Linked DNA regions of Homo sapiens: region 1 is linked to region 2. A link is a contact called in ENCODE Hi-C or POLR2A ChIA-PET data. All regions are on one chromosome and are shown on one strand. Each heading gives the region's core, a stretch centred on a gene start or an enhancer-like site at or near the end of the contact. The rest is flanking DNA. Distances are from core to core; before and after follow the strand shown. Region 1 holds the start of ACADS (acyl-CoA dehydrogenase short chain). Region 2 holds the start of CCDC92 (coiled-coil domain containing 92).

Region 1 (4,284 bases), core at 897-3,396, 3.2 Mb after region 2:
CATTTCAAAAAAAAATAAGTAAATAAAAAAGAAAATAGGTCGAGCAGGCTGCCGCTGATGAGCTCCATGACCTTGGGTATGTTATTTAACTTGTTCACAAGTCTGAGTCCATGGGGTATATAATAATACTACCTTTGGCCGGGCGTGGTGTCTCACACCTGTAATCCCAGCACTTTGGGAGGCCGAGGTGGGCAGATCACCTGAATTCAGGAGTTTGAGACCAGCCTGGCCAACATGGTGAAACGCCGTCTTTACTAAAAATACAAAAGTAGCGGGGCAGAGCAGTGCACGCCTATAATCCCAGCTACTTGGGAGGCTGAGGCAGGAGAATCACTTGAACTCAGGAGGCAGAGGCTGCAGTGAGGCGAGGTCGCACCATTGCACTCCAGCCTGAGCCACAAGAGTGAAACTCCGTCTCAAAAAAATAAATAAGAATAGTACCTTCACCTCACAGGACCGTTGTGAGGAACAGATGAGATAACCCATCTCAAGAACAGTGCCTAGTGCATGCCAAACACCCTAAAGGCACTATTTAGAATGAGCACAGTGGCTGGCACAGTAAGCAACTGACCATCCACCACATATTACTGTTGTCCCAGAAGTTAAGTCCTGGCTACTGGCCACAGGCTGGACAAGGGAAACTTCCAGAGCATTTTCTGGGTTCCAGGCCCTGCTTTGGGGTTCCTCTACCAGAGTCCGAGTGCCGCTGACTGTCACTGCCACCATTCATCCAGTAGCAGAGGGCAGACCACTATCGTGGGCTGCTGAGGTTGCACTCTCACCTGAGCCGCTGGGAAGAGATGTTCCTTATCCACCTGGGCTGCAATGGGAAACAACTCCTTCTCGGCAAAGTCCCGGCATGTCTGGAGCAACATCTGGTGTGTCTCGGGCAGTTCCACAGACTGGTAGATGGTGTGTAACTGCCGCCAGGCCCTAGGACAGAGAGCTGCCGGCAAGGGCAGAAGTGAGTGGAAGGAGGAGGCAGGAGGTCTCCAAGAATCCTAGTGACCCACTAACTCACCAGGGAGGATTTTGCCCTCCAAGGGACATCTGGCAATGTCTGGAGCCAGTTCTAGTTGTCACAACTAGAGCAGGGGAATACTATTGGTACCCAGTGGATAGGGGTCCGGGATCCCTGCTGAACATCCAACAAGGCAGAGGACAGCCCCCACAACAAAGAACTGTCAGCCCAAAATGTCCATGGCGGCCACTGAAAACCCCATACTAACTGAATGCTTAGTACACTCACTAGACATTTCCATACACTACATCCTTCAGTCCTCAGTATAATACCAACAGTAATAAGACCTCAGCTCTGTGACCTTAGGCAAGGGTTTTAAACGTCAGTGAGCCTCCGTTTCTATAACAAGTGGAGGCGAATAGTATTCCGCTCCTCGGAGTGCGAAAGAAAGACTAACTAGCGCTTAACACAGTTCTCAGTAGCGTTCCCCTTGTAATTCAGGCCAGGCAAAGGAAGCCGTGGCTATATGTGTCACGGCTGCTACAACTGGAGACACGTAAGATGGGAAAGGTACTGTATTAACCAGCAAGAACGAGCATTTGTGGAACACCTGTTACACGCCAGGCACGAAGTGCTTTACATACCCTATGATTTAATCCTCCCAACAACTCTGATTTTCTCTGTGGACATTTTACACATGGGCCAACCGAGGCTGAGGAGGGGCTGTCTTGCCCAAGGTCACAGATGCGGGTCTGGTTCAATCCCAGGCCTGGCTCCGGAAGAAGGACGCACCCTGAACCTCTAGTGGGGGTGAAATGAAGGGAGGGAGATATGGGAACTGGGAACTGGGCTGGTGGCTGGGGTCAATCGGGGGGTAGGGGTCTGTGCAGGAACCAGGGACGCCTGAAGGGCCGGGCTGGGTCGGCGCAAGGAGCAGCAGAACTGGGGCAAAGGCCGTGAGCGCTCCCGGAGTGGGGCTCCGCCTGCCAGCGGCTCTGACAGAGCCGGCCGCCAGGACCTCCGCCCGCTGGGCCAGACGCGGGCTGAAGCCCCGCCGTACGGATCCCCAGCGCACTCACCTCTGCGGGCAGGGCCCGAGGCCCGGGCGAGCAGCGCGGCGGCCATGGGCGACAGACACAGTCCCAGGCTTCGCGACCTCCCGCTGCGAGCGCGCTGTTCCGGAGTGCTGGGGGGCGGGACCCGGGACAGAGGCCACGCCCGTAGGGCCTCGGGAGCGGGGCCGAGGTGCGCTCGCGGCCAGGGGGCGGGGCCTCCAGTGGTCCCTCCCAAGGCGAGGAACCGACGCTCGACTGCGCGCGCGGTCGGTCAGCTGGCTGTTCGTGCCCACATTCGTTAATCAAAATGCTAACAAGAGAAAGCTAAGGATAGAGCTTCGCAGAAAGGCCAGAGAGGTCTTTTTAAAGCATAAATAAGATAGCGATCTTCGGGTTAAAACTTTGTTGGCTTTGTCGGCGGGCCCATCCCTCCTAAAATCCAATTCTATGGCTTAAAAAGCCAAGACCTGCCTTGTCTATCAGGGCCCATGCCCACCGTTCCCTGGTTATTGTTGCTTAGCTTTACGAGGCAGCTCTTCTCTAAGACCCTTAGCTGGTTCCTGACTCGGGGCCTCTGTGATCACTGTTCCTTTTGTCTGGAATGCCCCCTCTTCGTTTAGGTCTCATGGATGCCTGCCCTGACCACACCAAGCCGTTTCTCCCCCTCTGGCTCTCTATCTTTCGTTCTGTTTATTCAAGGCACTTTGCATCTGAAATTATCTGCTTCCCCGACTCGCTCCGAGAAGCTCAAGGACCTGTCTTGTGTTGGTGCTCAATATTTAGGCCCCTGGAGTTGGGCTGCAAGGAAAGCTTTCTTTTCCCCAGAGGCTGTGAAGGTGGGTGGAGATGCTACCCCCGTTCCACTTCAGTACTGTGTCTCATTCCCGATTGGGGCAGAACCCAGACACATATTTGACCCCTAGCATCCTCATCAGGACACCTTTGCCCCGCCCAAGAAACTATGCTGATTTTACTTGTCCCATAAGGGTCTTCTCTTGTGCAAGTGTGATTCTGATTCCCATAGCCTCCTGGGCACCACCCACGCCCTCCCAGGCACCCACACATCCCTCCAACTGCCTTTCTTTCCCAGCACTCAGCCAGGCAGGCATCTGTTCCCAGCATTGACCTATTTGCCAAAACTTCTGTCTCTTCCTCTTGGAGGAAAGTGGAAACCTCGGTCACTACTTCCTAGAAGAAAGCCAATCAAAAGATGCAGCAAAGTCCTTAATGTGTTACCTTTCTTTTTAAATAATGCATTTAAAAGAACGCCTCTAAATTCTCAGTACTTTAAAGTCAAATGAATGGCTCCCATTGGCAAATGCTCTAAGGGCTTCCTCACCTTTCCGTCATCCCACCTGGGAACCAGCCCTGGGTGGAAGAAACGATGAAGAAGCAGGAGAAAAGGGAGAAATAAGTGAGTTGTGTTTGTGAGCAAAGGCCAATAATTGCTTCAGGTGCCACAGAGCATCTAAACCAGACTCTTGAGAATTTGTGACTGTAAATATGAACGTTCAAATTTCATTTTAAAAGTATCCAAGTTTTCCAATAGAGACAGAATCAGATAGTGGTTGCAAGAGGCGAAGTGGGGGAAGTCACCTGGCTGCAAACACAAGGAACTCAGGAACTTTCTGAGTGGGTACGATGGAAATGTCCTATATCATGATTGTGATGGGTAATAAAAGTATTCATTTGTCAAAATGCATCAATACTCTTAATTGAGGTAAATTTTACTGTAGTTAAAGTATTTCTTAATAAGCCTACCTTTATGGCCAGCCACAGTGGCTCACACCTGTAATCCCAGAACTTTGGGAGGCCAAGGCGGGTTGATCACCTGAGGTCAGGAGTTCAAGACCAGCCTGGCCAACATGGGGAAACCCTGTCTCTACCAAAAATACAGAATTAGCCGGGCGTGGTGGCATGCACTTGTAATCCCAGCTACTTGGGAGGCTGAGGCAGGACAATCACTTGAACCCGGGAGGCGAAGGGTGCAGTGAGCCACCATCATGCCATCACATCCCAGCCTGGGAAAAAAGAGCGAAACTCCATCTCAAAAAAAAAAACCCTACCTTTAAAACATGCATGTAAACTTTCAATTTACAAAGCCACTCACCCTGGGAAAATATAAAGCAAAAATATTAAGCCTAAAGTCCAGTACAATTCCTCAATCACCCTAGAAGCCAGCTATACTCTAGTTCAACTACTTACAGAAGGGCCACATAATAGCCAAAGTAAGAGAAACCTGGAGCCCCCATTCGCCCCTGCTCCCCT
Region 2 (4,144 bases), core at 34-2,533:
AGTGAGAAAACTGCAGTCGAGTCCTGGAAGGGGTGAGAACGCCTGCGGAGGCGGGAGTCAGAGGGAAGTGGACAGCGCCGGCAGCCGGTTTACCTGGGTGAGAATCCGGCCCTTGTTGTGGTCAAACAATGGAGGCGTCCGGCGGCAGCAGCCTTCTGCGCTGGGTGCGCGAGGGGTTCCTCATCACCTGAGCGGGATGCTCGCCTCCTCTGCCGGACGCAGGGCGCCCTGAAAAACACACAGCACCCCATGCAGCCGGCTCCTCCGCAGCCGCCCGGCTCCCCGGTCCCCTGGCGCGGCCATGACCGCCTCTCCCGGGACCCGCCTGGAAGGGCTCCAAGACGCGGCTCCACGGGCGACGAGGGCGGCAGCGCTCCCCCTTCCCTCGGCTCCAACAACAATGGAGCCTGGCTCGGGAGTCCGGCTCCCGAGGGGCCTCGCCCGGCCTCGCCCTGCCCGCTGCCCAGCCCTCGCTCGCACCGGCCGCCATCTGCGCCCCCCGGCCCCGCTCCCCCGCACTGCGGGCCCGCGGCCGACCGCCCGAGGCCCGAGGGGCGGCTTCTCAGCCCGGGACCCGCCAGGCTGCGCGGAGCCGCTCTGACCTTCCCCGCCATCCCGAGGCCCATCCTCCGGGATGGGTTGTTTTTCTTTTCTTTAAGCCACTCCACCTCCTTCCCACCCCCAGCCCGCTCCCTGGCCCCCGGCCCCCGCCTCCCTCCGGGAAAGAAAGAAAGACTGCAGCCCGGCCGCCGAGAACTCACTCCAAGTGAGGGGAGTCAGCGCCCCAGGCCGCGGGCGCCGCGCACCCACCTCCCTCTCCTCAGGGACACCTCACAGGTGCGCCTCCGAGCCGCGCGCGCGCGCGCTCCGCACACCCAGACGCCTCCGGGGGACAGCGCGCGTGCGCACGCACGAGGCCGGGGAAGCCCCGGGGGAGCGGGGGCCGCACGCATGCGCGGCCACCCGGCCCGCGCCCCCACCGCCCGCCTCCGCCCCCGCCCCCCAGCCCCGGCCCGGTCGGGCCCGGCCATCCCCCACCCCAGCGCCCGGCGCGCGCGCTCCCGCTCGCCTCCCTCGCTCCTCCCCGCGCCCCCCCCTCCCTCGGGCCGCGTTACCCAGGGCAACCGCAGTGCGGCCGCACCTGAGCTGTGCGCCTGCGTCCCGCGGGCCCGACCCTCCCTTCCCCTCGGCCTTCGCCCCTGCCCCGCCACAGCCGGGCGGAAGGGGGCGTAGCCCCGCCTCGCCAAGTGAATATCGGCCCGCCGCCCCCGCCCAGCCCGGCAGACACAGGCCCGCCGCCGCGCCGGCGCCTAGCCCGCCGGGTCAGCGCGGCCAGGCCTCGCCGCCGGCCCCGCTCCCAGGGTGCACCGCGGCTAGCGCTGGGGTGGGAGCGGGCGAGATGCGCCGGGCGGGCGGTGCCCACTGACCTCCCTCGGCGGCCCGGCCCGGGCAGCGCCCGAGCCCAGGCAGCCCCGCCCGCCGCGCCCCGCCCAGCCCATGGGCCACGGGCCCCCACCGCCGCCCGCCGGGAGGACCGAGCCTAAGAGGGCAGCCGCCTGAAGGAACGCGACGGCGGCGCCCGCAGGTGAGGCGGGGCCCGGGGTGTGTCGAGTCCGGCCCCGCTCACCTGGCAGCGCCGGCGGGGGCGGAGGGGCCGGGCAGGGGCGGAGGGGCCGGGCAGGGACGGGAGTTCGTGGCGAAGACTTTAAAAACCCTCCCCGCCGGGAGACGGGGGACGGGGTCCTCCTGCCCCACCTCCGGGGCTTGGGAGCCACGTTAGCTCCCCCAGGGGCAGGGGTGGCCCCGGGCGAAGGCAACTCGGGAGACGGCGGAGTCGGGGAAAGAGGGTCCCTGAGGCTCGGCGACCCCCGCGCCCGCCCCCGCGGGGTCTGCCGGCCCTTTCTGGGGAGGGGGCTCCCCGGCCCGGGCTCCAGTCCAGGGTGCGGACCGGCCGCGGCGCGCGCCCACCCCAGTGCCAAGGGGGAGGAGAGGCCGGTCCCGGGGCGCTCCTGTCTGCCCCGGGGTGGGATCGCAGGGCGAGGGATCCGCATTGCAGGTGCACCAGGAGCGCCCCGGGGCCTAGCCCGGCTTTGTCTGGGATGCTGTGGGGAGGAGGCCGTCTGAATCCACATCGCCTTTTTAAATGCTTGTTACCACCCGGGGAACCTTAGAGACCCTCCCTGACAAGTTGTATCGCCTCCCGTCCTGGTAGCCTTTCCGTAAGTACACTACCTTGCCAGCCCCTTCCTGAAGCTTTGATGCGGCTTTAGTTTACTCTGAGTAACGATTTGCCTGTGATTCGTGAAACGGAGCAGAATGCACAAACGCAGCAGAGCTCCAGGCTTGGCTACTGGGCTGCCGTCTGCTACGGCGAGTGAGTTTCTCTAACTTAGGTTTTCATGCTGACCTGTATTGTTTCATTTCAAGTTTTGGTATTTAGCAGTACGATCTAGTCCACTAAGGAAAATTAGGCTGCCAGAGAGAAAATATAACCGCGCTCTGTAGCTTAGGTTGCAGTAGTCGGTTTTATAACAAAATGCAAGCTACCACGCTGTAATACTTTAACATATTACGCAGTTCCAGAAACCTGTAAGAGTATTAAAACTAGGATTGCCATTTTAAAACTTTTACGTTTGAAATTTATTTAAAGAGCATTGGTATTGATAAAACGACTTTTCTTTTTTTTTTTTTTTGCTCATCAAGAATTCCCATGCATTTTCTCGCTATTGCATTGTAAGGAAAAAGATGCTAACGTTTAAAGTGGCTTTTACCTCCAAAGATGTTTTGAAATGTATGTAATTCTTTTGGCTAACTGTTCATCTTATGTGAAATATGCTTGGAAGAAGGCTTTAAAACTCGTGATTATATATACGGGTATGCGTACATATCCATACACACCACTGAAAAATCTTAAAATAGTTTTGTTACTCCTCTGCGTATTATAATTACTCAGTAAATTTAGTTTAGGTACATTTAAGATCTAAAGTACAGGACAATTATTTGTGTGAGATTTTTACTGTGACACATTTTAAATACATCGGTCTAACAAATAGGGTTTTTTTGAAATTAGATATTTTTATTAACTCTTTAAAAAACGAATCATTCATCTTGGGTTTATAACTCTTTCATCTGCCATGTTGGATAAATTGCAAAATTGGATAAATTGATCTCAACTTATCCAATTATCTTTGGATAAATTGATCTCAACATAATTACCTAATTGGTAGGATGCCTTTGCAACGATACTAACGTTAATAAAATGTTGATGCTTTTAAAAAATACTTATGTTAAAAAAGCATTTTCTCGTATTTCTGGCAAGAAAAGTCATGGAACTTTTTTCCTTCTATCTGGAACAAGGTCAGCCATAAATAGTTTCTAATACATAGTGGGCACACATTTGGTAACTAAGATTAATTATATCTACTGAATTTACTGAATTCCATGTCCTTCAAGGGCAGTGACTAGGTGACTTTGTATCTTCACACACCAATGTTGCAGTAAATGTTTGAGTCAGATTGAAGTTTCATCCCGGCTAGGTAGGTGCTAACTTAATGACACCAGTTTCCACATCTTCAGCTTTGATGTTTCAACCTGCAGAAGGATTTGGGCACGGAAGTGGCTGTGTCCTAATTGTCTTCAAATATTTGAAGGTCTGTCATGCAGCAAGGGATTTCATTTATTTTGAGTAATTATTGAGTACAGAAAAACAGATTTCACTTCTATATGAAGGCAAAAGTTGTTTATGGTGAGAACTAGCGGTGGAAAGAAGGGGCTGCTCCTTCCCTAGGGGCTTTTGGGATCAGCTGGTTCCCCACTTGGCGTGAATGGCTATTAGGAGGTATCACAGAGGTATAGGAGGGTCTTTCTGAGAGGGACTCCTGGGTATTCCGATGGCAACTATATTCGAGGACTTCTGTACTTCCCTTTTAGCACTGTGGCTTTTGTTTTTTGTTTTCTTATGCTGGCTTCTAGAGTTGTGGACGTAGCAACATCCGCAGACACCTACATGAACCCTAGGAAGATTTTTTAGTAGATTAAAGACCCACCTGCTATCGAAGATGATTCTTAGTCGTGCTTTGCATTTGTATGGCACATTACAGGGAATAAAGCACTCTCGAATTCAATGTGTTTTAAAAGACTCTTT

The links. A loop is a pair of places that touch in the nucleus more often than their neighbours do. ChIA-PET counts read pairs that join two places held with the same protein, here RNA polymerase II (POLR2A). Pooled maps may share reads with other maps.
Region 1: a map of CD4-positive, alpha-beta T cell shows a loop between it and region 2 (7-fold over the local background). The contact joins the promoter of ACADS here to the promoter of CCDC92 in region 2. A Hi-C loop is called at or near these places in 1 of 168 maps with a recorded cell type or tissue (CD4-positive, alpha-beta T cell) and 1 of 50 pooled maps. POLR2A ChIA-PET finds 5 or more read pairs at or near these places in 1 of 52 experiments (Panc1).

Annotation. Positions count from the first base shown.
Region 1 is chr12:120,723,688-120,727,971 of GRCh38, reverse strand. ACADS (acyl-CoA dehydrogenase short chain) reads right to left here and starts at 2,146. Exons shown (of 10, transcript NM_000017.4): 1 at 2,041-2,146; 2 at 783-946. The coding sequence starts at 2,086. RefSeq lists a silencer at 1,827-2,336 and an enhancer at 1,973-2,474.
Region 2 is chr12:123,969,970-123,974,113 of GRCh38, reverse strand. It overlaps CCDC92 (coiled-coil domain containing 92), which reads left to right and starts at 1,283. Exons shown (of 5, transcript NM_025140.3): 1 at 1,283-1,585. It overlaps ZNF664-RFLNA (ZNF664-RFLNA readthrough), which reads right to left and starts at 899. Exons shown (of 5, transcript NM_001347902.2): 1 at 811-899; 2 at 94-228. It overlaps ZNF664 (zinc finger protein 664), which reads right to left and starts at 899. Exons shown (of 5, transcript NM_152437.3): 1 at 762-899; 2 at 94-228. RefSeq lists silencers at 331-560, 671-750, 821-1,690, 1,721-1,840 and enhancers at 1,061-1,798, 1,799-2,536.